Linked DNA regions of Homo sapiens: region 2 is linked to region 1. The links are chromatin loops, found by intact Hi-C in ENCODE. Cell type or tissue: endothelial cell of umbilical vein. All regions are shown on one strand. Links, peaks and the distances in the headings refer to the core of each region. The heading gives the core; the rest is flanking DNA.

Region 1 (8,346 bases), core at 268-8,267:
AGCCATAAATTATATTAGCAACTGATAAAATAAATATTTTACAAATATTGTGCTGAGTGAAAGAAATTGGATGCAAAAGAAGTACATTTTATATGATCCATTTATATCAGTTTCCTCATAGGAATACAGTGTTCACTTTGATCACCTAAGGAAACTATAAAGGGATTGTATAATATGCACTAAATTGGTTTGGGCATGGTGGCTCACACCTATAATCTCAGCACTTTGGGAGGCCGAGGTGGGTGGATCACCTGAGGCCAGGAGTTCAAGACCAGCCTGGCCAACATGGCAAAATCCCATCTCTACTAAAAATACAAAAACAGCCAGACGTGGTGGCATGCGCCTGTAATCTTAGCTACTTGGGAGGCTGAGGCAGGAGAATTGCTTGAACCTGGGAGGTGGAGGTTGCAGTGAGCTGAGATTGGGCCACTGCATTCCAGCCTGGGCAACAGAGTGAGACTCTGTCTGAAAAAAATTAATAAATAATATGCACTAAACTAAATTTGGTGATAGAAATCAGATCAGCAGTCACTCCTGGAAGGGGGATACTGAGTGGAAAGGAGCATGAGGAAGTTTTCTTGGGTGATGAAGATACTTTATGTCTTAATATATATTCACAAAAACTGATCAAATAAATAAGATCTTAATCTTTCGTTGTATTTAAACTATATCTCAGTTTTTAAAAATGCTGGTTCTTGTGTCCTATTACCTAAGCATCTGCATTTATGGCAACAGACTATTTTGAAGAATAACTTTAGATTTACAGAAAAGTTCCAAAGATAATACAGAGTTCCTATATACACTGGACCCAGTCTCCCCCAGTGTCAACTTTTACATTACTATTGCACATTTGTCATAACTAATGAACCAGTATTGATACACTGTTATTAAGCAAACTCTGTACTTTATTCTAAATTATTTAGTTATTTTTTTCTCATTGTCCTTTTTCTCTTAGGACCCCACCCAGAATACCATGCACTTAGTCATTATGCTTTCTTTAGCATCTCTCTACTATGACAATTTATTGGACCTCGTTGTTGTTTTTCATGACCTTGACAGTTTTGAGAAGCACTGGTCAGATATTTCATAAAATATCCCTCAGTCAAGGTTTGTTTGATGTTTTTCTCATGATTAGAGTGGGGCTATGGATTTTTGGGAGAAAGACCACTGAAGTGAAGTGTCATTCTTATCACACTAAAGCAGTGTTACATATGATCAACACAACATCACTTATAGTGTTCACCTGGATCACCTAAGAAGCATTTGCATTTTAAAACCAGTTCCTTGGATATTTCCTGTATTTACTAACTTTCAAAGTGCCATATTAAATTTTAACATTTCACAGAGCATTAAACAACTCCGTGTTTTAAGCTATAACACAACTCTCTGCTCAAAGCCATCTATTACTCCTCAGAAGAAATGTCCGCCATATCTCTTTAATATGTCTTGTACCTCTGTGTCAGGAGATAGGATGAGTGCCCTGCTTTTGACATGGGATGATCTATCCCTTTTCCCTAAAACTCTCAGTTCCTTTGAAGGTCACGCTACCCAATATGTTTATTGCCCAGTAACTCTCCTTTACTCAGTCATCCACAAGCCTTTGATTGCGCCTGACAATTCCTTAGAGATTTTAGTTCCCAACTGTTTCTTTTCCATAAATACGTATCTCATATTTTTCAGTGACATCAATATCCACATATGTGTTTCTTTCAATACATGTCCTCTCCATTTCTTGCCCCCATCTTTGGTGATCTTACCTCTGTTCCACCTCAACCATGGTCATGGCTAAACTTCATTAGTAACAATTTTATCCAATCCAAAATTTCCAGTTTTTATCACCCCATCAAACACATCTGTTCTCTATGACATACTATTCTTCTATCCTCTTTTGAGTACTCTGATTCCTAAAACTCTTTTCCTGTTTGTAAAAATAAAAAAAAAACAGAACAACAACAACAGAAATAACAACAAAAACCACACCACTTCTAGTCAGTCGTTTCTGCTAGCAATTTATCACCATGAGTCTCACTGAAGCCCTCACTCTCTTCCTTACTTTCCTTAGCTTCTATGGCCTAATATTAAAATATTCCTTCTATCATTGCCACATGGCCAACCTTAATCCTGTTTAGAACTAACTCTTTTCCTATCTTGCTCCTGAAATATAGCAGCTAATCACAAATGGTGGCAAAAGGCATAACATGTTTGCTGTGATCACATTAATTTCATAACCACACTCATTAAGGGGGCCTTAGTGTGGCTCCGTCATCCCTCTTCATTTTCACTTATCCAGTCCCATGGGAAATTATTTTATTTTATGTTTCCATTGCCTTTGATTGAGGAAGTAGAAGTAACTAGAGGAAGATTCTTGCATGCTTCCACCACTGTATAGAGCAACATCATTATCCATATACCTTACCTGAATATCAAGGCAAACCCACCTATTTAAGTACTAAATCCATCCACTTCAGTGTACTCAAGGCCAATGCTCTTGCTATGGCTTACTTTGTCTCTTGCATCATCATTTTTTTCACTAGTGGTCTGTTTCTATTAGTATATAAACACAAACTATCTTGAAGAAATCTTCCCTTGATTCTATATCCCTTCACATAGTCTCTGTCCCACTTTTCTCCTCTACAGAGAAGAGTTTTTGCAGTCACAGTTTTTCTTTCTCCTCTTCCCATTCCCTCTTGGACCCACTCTGTTCAGGCTTGTGTTCTTGCTGTGCCATGGGGGCTGCTCTTCGCAAGGGCACAAAAATCCTCTGTATTATATTGTCTAGTGGTCATTTATTAGACTTCCAATTTAACCAAATAGTGTCATTTACACACACGTTATTCACACGTTATTACTTGAAACAACTTCTTTACTTCACCTTCATAATACCAACCTTGTTTTTCTACACACCTCACTGGCTGCTCCTTCTCAGCCTCCTTTGATAATTCCTCTGCACCTCCCAGATCTTTAAACACGGGTATGTTTCAGGACTCAGTTCTCTCACACAGGTGATCTCTTTGTATTCTGCAGCTTTAAATGTGACCACTAACTTTAAAATTCCTAAATTTATATTTCCAGTGTGAATTTCTCTCTGGAACTGGAAATGCATATCTTCATTTCTTGATATCTCTATTTAGATATCCAATATGCATCTGTAAATGAAAAATTGCACCAGATAAGTTAAATGGGAAATGAAGACTTTATTCAAGACTATTGCAATAAAGGAAAAAGATTGAACTCAACTCTGATAAAACAAAAGGTGAGAGAGTTTCAATCACAGAAGTGAGCTAATGGAAGAACAGTGGAAAACTGACATCAGGGGAAAGGTTGATCCAGGTGATTAGTACATCATTTTTTGCAATTGGTGCTTATTGAAGTTAGACTCCTCCCCTCCCACAGAGACTAAGAAATACAGGTGCTTGCTTGCTTTCTTCTTTTAAAGTTTTATTTTGGTTTCAACTGACATGTAATAATTGCGTGTGTGTGTTTGTATATACATATATATGTGTATGTGTATGTGTATACATATATGCCTATAGTCATATACATACTTATGGTACATTTAAGAAACTGTAATGTTTCAATACATGTATACATTGTGTAATCATCAAATCAAGGTAATTAGCATATCCATCACCTCTAACACTTGTCATATCTTTGTGGTGAGAAAATTCAAAATCCTTTTTTCTAGCTATTTTGAAGTATATAATACATTATTCTTTACTGTAGTCCCTTACTTTGCAATAGGACACCAGAAATTATTTCTCCTATCTAACTGGAATTTTGTACCCATTGACCAACCTCTCCCCATCTCCCCCACCTCTGGTGACCACTATTCTACTCTCTACTTCTGTGTGATCAACTTCTTTATATTCCACATATAAGTGAGATAATGTGGTATTTGTCCTTTTGTACTTGCTTTATTTCACATAATATAAAAAGACAACAAATGCTAGTGAGGATATGGGGAAAGAGAACTTTTATATACACTGTTAATGGGAATGTAAATTAGTATAGCCGTTATGAACAACAGTGTGTAAGTTCCTCAAAATACTAAAAATAGAACTACCATATGATACAATAATCCAACTACTGGGTTTACATCGAAAGGAAATAAAATCAGTATGTCAAAGAGATGTCTGTGCTCCCATGTTTACTGCAGCGCTATTCAAAATAGCCAAGATAGGGAATCAACCTAAATGTCAATCAATGAATGAATGGATTATTAAAAAATGTGGTATGTATGTAAACAATGTAATACTACTCAGCCATAATAATAAACAAAATTCTGACATTTGGAATAACATGGATAAACCTAGAAGTGCCATTTTTCTTAGTGATTACATGTCAAAGGGATTGCTTCTAGCAGCTTGGGAGGAATATTTCTGGGATGTGGAAGATTTGGATCTCAAGAGGGCAGAAACAGTTTTCTCTTGCAAGTTATCTAAAATTAGTGCTCTTTAAAAAGAAACGCTATGAGCCTATAGTCAGGAAGAAACGTGTCCAAAATTTAGTCAACTTGAGGGGAATTTTAAGGCCATCCTGGTCATATCTCAAACTTCAAATGACCAAAAATGAATTATTGATTTTCTTCTACCCTCAAACTTGTCCATTCCCCAGTATTTGTCAACTCAGTTGCAATTGTATTCTTCCAGTTATTTGGGTCAAAAACCTTAGGGTCAACATTGATGCTTTCTACTTTCCCTCTGTCTCCCCCCAACACCACCCCCCCCCCCCCCCGACATCCAATTCCTCTGTAATCTTTATCTAGCTTCCAGCCTTCATCAGGCTTTTCACTCCACCCTAGCCCAGGGCAGCAAAATTGTCCAATGGATTATTAAGTTACTTTCCTAACTATTCTTTCTAGTTTCACTCTTTCTCGTCCTGCAGTCTACTATTTAGACTGCCAAGTTTCTATTCCACTCAAATCCAAAGCTGTTATCTTGGCTTAAAAAGCTCAATATCTTCTTCCTCCTGTTTTCTCCTTACTTTAATCTCGAACTTTGCCCCCACATTCTAGACTCTGTGCATATTTGCCTTTCTGAGTCACATGTGCCTCCTTATTGTCCCTCATACATTCCAATCATGTCTTTGCCTCCAGGATTTATGACTTGCTTTCTTCATTGTTTGAAACACTCCTCATACAGATATCAACATGTCTTTCTTTCTTCTTTCTTCTGTCAGGTCTCGGCTCCCATGTCAAATGTTATCACCTATTTTAGTCTTTCCCTAAGCTCATGTAATATTACAATATTACAACCCTGTTTTTTTCTCCTTAGTTCTTATCACCACTTGATGTATTATTGTGTTTGCTTAACTATTTATTTTGTCTCTCCAATTAGAATGTATGTTCTTTGAGAGCCAGGACTTCTTATATGTTGTTTACTAGAGAAAGTCTGCCAGGAACAGAGTAAGCAATAAGTATTTGTAAAATAAATGAATAAATTTTCTGCCTTAGATTGATGGTTACAAATGGCTACTGACTCCCATTAAAGCACTTCACAATCTTCAGTGAATCAGTGCTATACCCTTTTTTATTCTTTCAGCCCCAGTCTTTGTTACCTTCAGTGATTTAATCATCAACATATTTGATTATCTTGGCTGCACAGATAATCATCCTCAATGTCTGAACTATTGAATGAAAAAGCTATACTTGAAACTAACCTCTTAGCTCTGCAATGCATTTCTCTGCATATAAACACCTGGATTCTCATTTCTCCCCATCCTTTTGACCAACTACAGCTATCTCTGTCTTGATTATGATCTCTAAGTTACTTGACCTCACCCTGGTCTTGCTTCCTCTTCTCTCTCATTCAACCCCTTCTCTCCCAGGATGAGTTCTATAGTCAGTCAATTTGGTAATGTGCTCATTACTGCTCCTAATTCATTCATATTTTAGCAAACACTTAGCGTGGTGAGGCTTCTGATCCTCAGCACTGGTAAAAATCTAACATTTATTGTATCTGTTCTAATTCCTTGGTTTCATGTGGTATCTTTCATCCTACTCAGTAATCTTTTTGTTCACACACAGATTTTTTTTTTTTTTTTTTTGGTCCATGTTTCTATGGTCTGTAGATTCCATTGTATATGGCTTAAAATCATGCCTATGTCCCTCTAAACATAAATCTAATTTCCTTTTTCTATTACAATCAGTAGACAGCTTTATATTTTATTTTATTTTAGTCATTTGATATGAGATTCTCAAAATTGCTCCTTAGCACTAAAATATATCCCTTTTTAAAATACAGTTCATCTCTTTCCTTAACTCCAATATTCAACAAAATATATTATTTTTTTTGTTACCCTAAACCTCCAAATTCTATACTTGCTAACATTCTATCCCATCTTATTTGGGATCTTCTTCCCATATACACATAGGTTATTTTTCTCCAAAAGATTTAATCAATCCTGTCTCTCTGTTTATAATTATTTATTATTTTAATCATTTTATGGTAGTCATTTTTGTTATTTGTCTACTTTGATTAGTTGGGAATTTTTAAGAAAAAAGATAAGGTCTAACTATTTCTAATATTTTCCACATTACAAAGCTATCACTCTATAAATACTGAATGAATAAATGAATGTTATTAAGGCTTTGAAAAGAGCATGGGAAGATATAGAATATTGTATAGATTATTAGATGCCTTTCTCTATTCACCCCAGAATTGCCATAAACTAATAGCTAATTATTCCAAATTTGTGATAGTGGTAGTGTTGGTGGCAGCAAGGCATTATTTACTTAAAATATTTGATATTTTATGGCAACGTTCTTAAAGCTTTCCAAAATCTAAAGCTGAGTCCTGACTAGTCTTAGAGCTTCTTTGGCCTCATTTCAGAGTCTAGTTGAATGATTAATGAAATCCTTACTCTCCATTTCCCTTTTGAAAGTTCTGTTGAATCTCCACTGAATCCAACCTCATTCATCAGGCATGTTGTCTGGAAGAGTCTCAGAGAATCCCTTCTGGGAGTTTTAGAGTCTTCCATTTGACCTTGGAGAGAGATTGATCTTGAAATTGTACTAAGCAACCAAATTTTCCATTTGTTATACTTTCTCCGTGACCACAAAAAGCAAAGGAGTCTATAAATACATTATATTAAGAAAAAATAATATTTGTATTGATTCGCTGGAGTTGCATTTTTAAATTAAAACAAAGGCCTAAATTTTATAATTCTTTCTAGTGTATTTAATTTTGAGAGCTATTAGACGGCTCTCTGTTATTGTCAAAACATATTATGGCCCTTTTCTAATTTTTCTATTCTCATGAGTTTCAGTTCTTGTAGCAAAGATGACAAAAACATTTCATTATTTTTATTTTAGAAAACTTTTTCAAATAGTTTTTACTCAGATTCTTGTTGAGCTGTCTACACAACTTCCTCCGCAAGAAGAAATTTTAAAATCCTCCTTTGAACTATTCTTTAATATAACTGAAGGAGTACATTAAAATTTTTACAAACAAAAGAAACCTATATCCATGACTCTTGTCAGAAATAGGTAGTGTTTAAGGGGAAAGAGAAGTATAATGGAGTTTGAGGAGCTCTGCTTAATTTCTTATTTTGTCACCGAGACTCCACGGAATTTTTTAAAAAATAATAATGGTCCTGTTACAGTCATTCTCCTTCACCTGCTCACTATTTCCACTTAAATGGATTTATGTTGAACCTCCCATACCACACCAGAGTGGTATACTTTTTACAACTGATGAAACTACATTGACACATCATTATCCATTAACATCCATAGTTTATTTCAGGGTTCACTTTGGGTAGTATGCATTCTATGGATTTTGACAAATGAATAATGACATGTAGCCACTATTGTAGCATCATACAAAATAGTTTCACTTCCCTAAAAATTTTCTGTGCTTCAACTCTTCTTCCCTCCTGCCTCCTTAACTCTTGGAAACCACTTTTTACTATATCCATAGTTTTGTTTTTTCCAGAATGCCATATTTTGAAATCGTATGGTATATAGCCTTTTCAGATTGGCTTCTTTTACTAAGTAATGTGCATTTAAGCTACCTCTTTGTCTTTTCATGGCTTGAGAGCTAATTTCTTTTCTTTTCTTTCCTTTTTTTTTTTTTCTTTTTTTTTTTGAGACAGAGTTTTGCTCTATCGTCCAGGCTGGAGTGCAGTGGCGCAATCTCCGCGCACTGCAACCTCCACCTCCTGGGTTCAAGTGATTCTCCTGCCTCAGCCTCCCGAGTAGTTGGGACTACAGGTGTATGCCACCACACCCGGCTAATTTTTTGTATTTTTGGTTGGAGGGGTTTCACTGTGTTAGCCAGGCTGATCTCGATCTCCTGAGCTCGTGATCCGCCTGCCTCAGCCTCCCACAGTGCTGAGATTACAGGT
Region 2 (8,346 bases), core at 11-8,010, 51 kb before region 1:
TGAAAATCTGTTGTTTAGTGTAGCCACCTTCATCAATTATCTTAGCTAGATCTTTTGGATAACTTGCTTCAGTTTCTCCATCAGCACTTGCTGCACCTTCCACATTTATGTTCTAGAGATGGCTTCCTTCTTTAATCCCCATAAATCAACCTGTGTAGCATCAATCTTTTCCTCTCAGCTCCCTCTTCTCTCTCAGCCTTCACAGAATTGAAGAGTTAGGGCCTTGTTCTGGATTAGACTTTGGCTTAAGGGAATGTTGTGGCTGGTTTGATCTTCTATCTATACCACTAAAACTTTCTCCATAACAGCAATAGGTTTGTTTTGCTTTCTTATTATTTGCATGTATTTACTGGAGTAGTACTTCTAATTCTCTTAAATAATTTTTTCTTTGCATTCACAACTTGGCTAACTGGTGCAAGAGGCTAAGTTTTTGACCTGTCTCAACTTTCAATGTTCTTTCCTCACTAAGCTTAATCATTTATAGCTTGTGATTAAAAGTAAGAGACATCTAACCATTTCTTTCACTTGAACAATTAAGGACCATGGCAGAGCTATTAATTGGCCTAATTTCAATATTCTTGTGTCTGAGGACATAGAAAGGCCTGAGGAGCAGGAGAGAAATGGGGGAGTGGCCATTTGGTAGAGCACTCGGAAAACACACATTCATTGATTTAGTTCATTGTCATGGTGCACTCAAACAATTACAAAAGTAACATCAAAGGTCACTGATCACAGATCACCATAATAGGTATAATAATAATAAAAATATTGTAAATAATATGAGAATTATCAAAATCTGACACAGAGACATGAAGTGAGCACATCCTGTTACAAAAAAAATGGCCCCAATAGACTTGCTTGATACAGAGTTTCCACAAACCTTCAATTGGTTAAAAACTGCAGTATCTGTGAAACACAATTAAGTTAAACAGTATAAAATGAGATATTCCTGTATTAAGTTACTAAGTGGAGGTGTTTTAAAAGATACGAGAGACAGAAGAAAAAATCTATGCCTTGTCTTCTTGTCCACAGGGATCTCAATTTAGCTGAAAACAGAGACATATATGCCTTTAAAAAATAAAAATTAAAAAAGCTCATCTTGCATGTTTTGTGCATTCTGTTTCTACCTGGAACACTCTCTCTATCCCCTTGCCTGACTCTTCCTAGCTGACTCCTTTCCTTTAAGATTCTAACTAAAGCCTGCATTTTCAAGGAGGACTTTCCTGTTCCCAGGAGACTTACCTTGGAATTTCCTTATCAATCATTTAGCAGCATTCTGCACTTTCCCTTTTATTATCACCCTTTACAGCAGTGAGTTGCTTTTTGTCTCCTTTTTTGTCTACTTCTGAATTGAGAAGAAGCCCAATAAATTGAGAAGAAGTGTCAAATCAATAAAAACCTTTGAAGAGTAATTTTAAAAGTTAAAAACTAAATGCCATTGACAGTTTAAGAAGGAAAATGGGGACTTTAGGCAGCAGAAAAAAAATTCATATAGAAAGTTAGGGTCTGATATTTTTATTGGTAATAAAAATGAAGATGAAAGGTGGAATTATGCATGGTGATAAAAACTGATTGAAAGTGTGGATTCACACTTAAGGAAAAGTAAAAATTGCCATTCATTTCTGGCCTGTGAGTCACATCTAGAATCAGCCTTGACCTGGTTGACACATTACATTCTGCACATACCTAACAGCTCTAATTAATGTGTGTGCAGATCATCAAATGAGTTGGCATTAGTAGAAAAGAACAAAACAGTTTTTTTTTTTAATGTGGAGGATAATGGTTGAGCCAGCTTTCTGTTTTATTACTGCCAAATGGCTTGATCATGGAAGCAGTGCGCATAAAAATGTCAAAGGATTATGGAAAAAGCTATTCCTTCAGTTTTTAAATGGACATAAGATACTTATGGACTTGATAACAGGAGCTATTTTTTGTTGAATTTTCAACCAATTTTATAAAGCTTTCCTCTTAAGGAAAGTTATTGGTCTCAGAACTTTTAAAATTGAAAGAAATCATCCCAGGTTGCTGAATATGACTTTCTTTTTTTAGTTTCCTCATTCAGTAGAACATATTCTTTCCCTGATATATTGTTTCAATAGAAATTTGTATTGTTTTCATTTATCAGGGAAGTATGAAAGAACTGATTATGCTGAACAGATGGCAATGCCCATTACAGAATAAGGGCCAGAACAATTTCATGCAAGTTCATATCTTTGCAATGACATTACCAGTGATTACTAAAATATAATTTTAAATTTATCCAATCATTCTGTAAGATGTACAAAATTTCTCACTTATATTTTAAATTGCTAATTATTTTGCACATTTTTATTGTCTGTTATTAGACAGAAAATCCAGAAGGATGATTGTTTTCTAATATAAGTGCAATATTGCTTAGTTATTTGAATCTTAAAATGAGTGAACATGAGACTGTTGTAAGTCTCAACAAAGACAAATAAATAAAAGGGTAATTTATTCATTTATTTATGAATAAATTGGATTTTTTAGTGATGATCTTCATCTAATAAACATAGATCCTCAAATTCATATCAATCATTGCTCATTGTTAACATGTAATTGGGGGATTCATAATTATTTTTCTAAGGTCTAGGTAAAAAGATTGTAGGGTCTGTTAATAATTTATTTCATCACGGGTTCTGCATGGTATTCTTTTCCTAAGCCAAGACTGAAGAAGATGGAAGAAACAGCTGCAGTTTTAATACTGTATTTCTACTACTTTCAAAAGGTAACAAAGGCCTATTTGTTAGATAAAAGCTGAGATGTTGGCACTTCCAGTCATACTATCAGTCAATGTGCCTATTTAACAACTTTCTCCATGGCCAGATAGTTTGTTAAAATGAAACTATGATTAATCTGTTTCTCTTTTTTATTAATAGGTAAACATCTTAGAAGAGTACACTTCATTCTTTAGTCCAGCACCACATAGCTTTGGTCCCTTCCATGGTTCCAAATTAGTCTTTTTTTTTTTTTTTTTTGAGAAGGAGTCTTGCTCTGTCACCCAGGCTGGAGTGCAGAGGCACGATCTCAGCTCACTGCATCCTTCGCCTCCTGGGTTCATGCGATTCTCCTGCCTCAGCCTCCTGAGTAGCTGGGATTACAGGCGTGTGCCACCATGCCTGGCTAATTTTTGTATTTTTAGTAGAGATGGCATTTCACAATGTTGGGCAGGCTGTTCTCAAACTCCCAATCTCAGGTGATCTGCCTGCCTTGGCCTCCTAAAGTGCTGGGATTACGGGCATGAGCCACCACGCCCTGCCCCAAATTAGTTTTTACTGTGATCATTAATGACCAAAAATCCAAAGGTAATTTCCCATCCAGTGGCGTAAAACTTTATCTCATGTACTTCTGTGACTTGAATTATCAATTATAGTCTAACAGCTCGCTCCCAGATCTATAACTCCAGACCAGATATTCCACCTGAGGTTCTGATTCATATGTCCAAATGCCTATCGGGCAACTCAATTTGGATCCCTATAGAAAATGTAAGCCCCACAAGTCCAAAACCACTTAGTTCCTTTATCTGTAAAATTGGATGGTAAAAGTTCCTAATTCATAGAGACAGTAGTGAGAATTAAATAACAATCCCTACCATATATAAAGCAGTCAGTAATATTAGTTATTATTATTATTATTGTTATCAGTGTCCATATTATTATTCCTAGTTGATGACTTGATTCCAATTCATACCTCGTCCCTTGGACATCTCATTTTCTCAGTGGGTTCTCTTCAGTCTCCTTGCTCTTAATCCTCCAGGCTAAGCAGTGTCTTAAATGTGAAGTCTTTAAATCATATTCTAAGCCAGTATGATATAATCAATATTAAAACAGCATCTCTGACAAGGCAGTCACTTCAAAATTGCTAACAGTTTTATGGATTATCCTGAGAAGAATGACTTATACAATTAGTTTATGACTCAACACTCAAAAAGATGCAATATCTATACAAACTTGTCAGTCTCTTCTCTTTGAAAAATTAGCCACATCATATTCTATTTAAAAGTTTAGCATCCTGTAAGTCTCTGGGTAACTTTACATTTTATATTTCTTTAATCTGTTCTCATTTTTTTGTTTATTATTTGTCTAAAATGTTAATTTCATTACATGTTGGATAACCAGGTTAACTATGATGGGAAAGTAGATCAAAAGTATTTTGGGGGTAATGAAGAATGAACAGGTAATTTTAGGTTTGTGTTACCAGAAAAGGAGAAATGATAGAAAAGTGGATATAACAACAAAAGTCATTCATTTTCAGGAGGTCTGGTAACCCAGAATCCTTGTTTACAAAATATCTGTTTTGACTGTGAGGTACAGAATTATCACATTTATACATCATCTGTGTCCCTTAAAAATATAAACTATATTCATAACTAAATTTTAAAAGTATTCCCTGTTTTAAAACAAGTAAATAAATAGACCAATGGACGGTTCATATCTTTATTTTGTTACTTGATTCCCAGTCTTACAATAGCTCTTCTCAGATTATTCTCAACTTTACAAGATAATTTGGAGTTACTGCTTTTCAAAATCCTTTGGTAATTGCTTGTGCCTAAATCATGCCACCTTATTCCATGGGATCCATTAATATTTGGGTAACTAGACAAGGGTATTTAGCAATCCAGGGATGCAGATGCTGTGAAATGGGTTTTCACAGATACGGAGCTGCAGCTTAACGTTATCTTCAGAGAGACAGAAAGCGGAGTCTAGAGAGAAAGCATAGTAATTTAAAACAACTGACATCCCATAGCCCTCCTTAGAAAAGTCATATCCGTTTGGACACATGCCAGAATTCCCTCTGAATTGCTTTTCATAAAGCCCTCAGATTCCTAGTTCTTAATAAGCTCTGTTCACTAGTTATCATAGATATATAATTTTTCCATAACCCTGCTGTCTTTCCTGCAGATTACTCGAGCATATGCTGATTTTGGCTCTGTTACAAACAAAATAAAATCCTTTATTCCTTGAGCTCAAACCCTCCAATATATAATTATTCTTTTAGAACAGTATGTTCACTTTATGTACTTGTCTAGTTACAAAGTTACTTAGTTTCCTAAGCCATTCGCAAAATTTCTGGCTCTATAGCCATAATAAATTGTGAAACAATACTAGAGGGGCAAAAATATTTATAGGAATAATCTTTCAAAAGAAAAAATCTTGAGTGTGATGGTTCTTTGTACATTCTCTTAAGTAAATCATCAGAGCCCGCTTATTTTTCTTTTATTCTTGTTGAAATTCAGGCATGGAGATAACACTGAAATTCTGGCCAAATCAGCTGTTGCTGAAATTTATAGAACAGATTTGGAGTTACCAATTTAAACTTCATAGTTGGCTGAGAATCCAGCTGTGTTGGCTCAGTCAGAGAATGCAATGGAAGGTTGGACTGAAATCATCTGATACCATCCACGAAGGGGGTCTAGAGACTGGGAGGGAGGAGGGAATACGCAAATTAAAACAAAACAAAACAACAAGCCTCAAGAGAGAATAGTTCCTTTGCTGATAGTAATGGTAATTTTTTCACATTAGAAAGTCTCATCATTGACATGAAAGGAAGGGAATTTTAGCTTTAACTGTAGAAATAACTAATTTGGTCTTCTATTTATGTGGTTTGGGGAAAGTAACAGAGTACCCTAACCCCCATATCCCAGAGCTGAGGGAAGCTGGCTGCTTTACACAGCGAGCCAAATGGCCAATTACATGAGTGTGAAAAGGCACCACGCCAAATGCAAACACATTTTCTGTGGTGGCTATTTTTAACTCTGTGCTATATCTTTTGACCTATTTCTACTTGATCCATTATCTTAAATATTCACATTCTTAAGGATGATACATCTGAATACTACGCAAATATTTTCTTCGTTTCCAAGTTGGATAAAAGAAGACAAGATTCTGACCCTGAAATAAAGGCTAAGCCTCTTGGCAAGCTCAGACGTGGTTTGTCAAGTTCACGTTTCCTGCCTTGCTAGCAGTGCCTGTTCAGTTTCTTGACTAGAGAAGTCTGGTCCTACTTCACATGTGCCGAGGTTCTAGGTGGCACTTCTTAACCACCATTCACAGTGAAATAGACCTTTAAAGGGAAATCGTCTTCTCCTCTTTCTTTACAAAATCATAAATGGGTTCTAGGAATGCCTGATCCTCTGGTTCCTGCAATCCCCAAATTCCTAAAAGAATCTCGATTCTTAGTGTGTACACACATACATGCACACAGAAGTTCACACACAGTGCACAGGGGTATGGTGCAGCTGATTTAAAGGTTATGGGTAGAGAAGTGGTTACTCCCTCAAGAGGGAAATTACTGTGCCTGGCTAGAAAGCCGAGGCGTAATCACATGCTGGGTTCCGCCCCCTGGTGCTTCTACTGAGTATCCCTCATTTTCTATCCTAAGACCAGAAGAGGAAATGGTAAGGGGCCGAGGGAGTCAACAGGACAGGAGAGAGGGTTTGCAGACCTTTAAAATCCAGCGCTACAACACTTCTTTGGGTAGCTATCCAGCGACCCAAAATATTTTTCCCCAAGGTAGTGCATAAGCCTCATTTGACTTTGGTACTTGGGTTGAACTTTGAGTTGAGTTGAACTTTGCTGCCATGTTCACTATAAAATGTATACTAATGGGGTAGTTATGTTTGAGAGTTACCAGCCTTTACCTGTCTGTAACTTGCTACAGGCTTCCATGGAGTAAGAAACATTCCTACTGTTACGGTCATTTATTAAATATATTTGCAGAAAAAGGTTTTTACCTTTTCAAAGCACTTTAACATTTGTTATCTTATTTAAACTTTGCAAACCTTTGAAGCAGTTGGGGTAGGAATGAGAATTTCCACTTTGAAAGTAAGTAAATTGAAAGAAAGTCGACCCTGAGGATAGGCCCCACAATCTAAGGCACTGGCTAAATATTCAGGGAAAGGTGTTCACACTGGGGTAGAGACATCAGCAGGCAAGCTTAAAATTGAGTAGAAGAGAATGCCAAACGAAACCAATTAAAGATGTTTTTTGGGTCCAAGTGAATTGCATGATGTTGAGAAGAGTGGAAACTTAAAAGGTCAAAATCAAGGTAAATAAAGGAAGAAAGTAGAGTGTGATACACTACACTGTCTTCTGTTTCCTTGGCTTTCAACCTGGGGTGATTTTTACCGCCAGCAGACCCTTGGCAATATCTGGAGATTTTTCTGGTTATCAAAACTTGGTGGGGTGGGGAGTACTGTTGGCATCTATCAGTTAGAAGCCAAGAATGCTGCTAAACCTTCTACAATGTGTAGGACAGCCCTGCTACAAGAAAGAATTATCTAGCCCAAATTGTCAATAGTACTGAGATTGAGAACCCTGATCTATAATATTTAGAGTAGTTATCTGGTGAATGGTAAGTCACCTTGATTTAAAGCGAGAAACCTAGAATGTCTGACATAAATTCTACCACTCTTGGATACCCTCTGATTTGTTTCCTTAGGAGGTAGATCAGGCTGTAATAGGTTGGATGGAGTGAAAGGGTTAAAGAGAACCACATACCATTTGTCTGCTCTGTGTTCACTCTGTATGAAAATAAGCTATCTAGATATGGCTTTCTCTTTATTTTACATGCTAAAGAATACTGTTTTATAAAAAATTTATGTATTTTTATTAAAATATAGAGTGGAGTTATTTGAGATATACTTGTTGGCCCCTTTATTTGGAAGGGTTATATTTTTAAAATTATATTGTGTCAAATTGCAAAAACGAACTACTTTTGTAGAGGGGATGCTAAATAAATATTCACTTCTGTATTTCCTTTTTCATTTGCTCACTAAAAGCATGTACATCCAGAGATTCAAGTGAGCACTGGCTGTAGAGAAAGCAAGCAAAGTATAATTAAGTGGGAATCTATGGCTTTACTGACTGCCTCTACTGAAAGCAATTGTGTCCGGCTTTTTTTTTTTTTTTTTTTTTTTTTTTTGCCTAATACTCATTTGCAAGGTAGCTTTCTGCCAACAGCATCTTTCCAATGCTGGAAAATTGGACTTCTGCTTTGAGCACATTTAAAAAGAGACGTTTTGTATTTTCTTTTTGTTTTATTTAGATGTGCTAAACATACATAACTGCAAAAAATGGGACAATGAAATTAGGAAACATAGGTTTACTTATTACTTACTAGAAAACGCCCACCCCAAGGTTAGTTAAGGCAGGCAATCACTTGCCCGCTATGATCTAGACTTGTGATACTCAGTTTGATAGTCAAGTGTGGAGCTACTTAAGTTAAAATTTAAAAAATTAAAATTAACTAGAAACTTGACTCCTCGGTGGCACCTGCCGCATTTCAAATGTTAAAATAGTGGGTAGTAACCATCATAATGGGCAGTGC

What was found. A loop is a pair of places that touch in the nucleus more often than their neighbours do. Peaks named below come from ENCODE experiments on the same cell type or tissue, not always from the same donor. Only the 100,000 strongest peaks of a DNase experiment are listed, where the experiment ranks them.
Region 2: it touches region 1 in a loop (2.1-fold over the local background); 3 of 110 quality-filtered maps call a loop at or near these places.

The regions. Positions count from the first base shown.
Region 1 is chr7:19,965,250-19,973,595 of GRCh38, forward strand. MACC1-OT1 (MACC1 3' UTR overlapping transcript 1) reads right to left here. Exons shown (of 6, transcript NR_110114.1): 4 at 2,888-3,146. Among named protein-coding and RNA genes, the nearest start is that of MACC1-OT1, 170 kb to the right of the region's middle. In endothelial cell of umbilical vein, for the core only: no CTCF peak of the experiment used is centred there; a DNase peak (open chromatin) is centred at 5,062; H3K27ac peaks cover 1,138 bases.
Region 2 is chr7:19,914,541-19,922,886 of GRCh38, forward strand. It overlaps MACC1-OT1 (MACC1 3' UTR overlapping transcript 1), which reads right to left. Exons shown (of 6, transcript NR_110114.1): 6 at 4,441-4,720. Among named protein-coding and RNA genes, the nearest start is that of TMEM196, 150 kb to the left of the region's middle. In endothelial cell of umbilical vein, for the core only: no CTCF peak of the experiment used is centred there; DNase peaks (open chromatin) are centred at 1,691, 4,821 and 5,821; H3K27ac peaks cover 3,184 bases.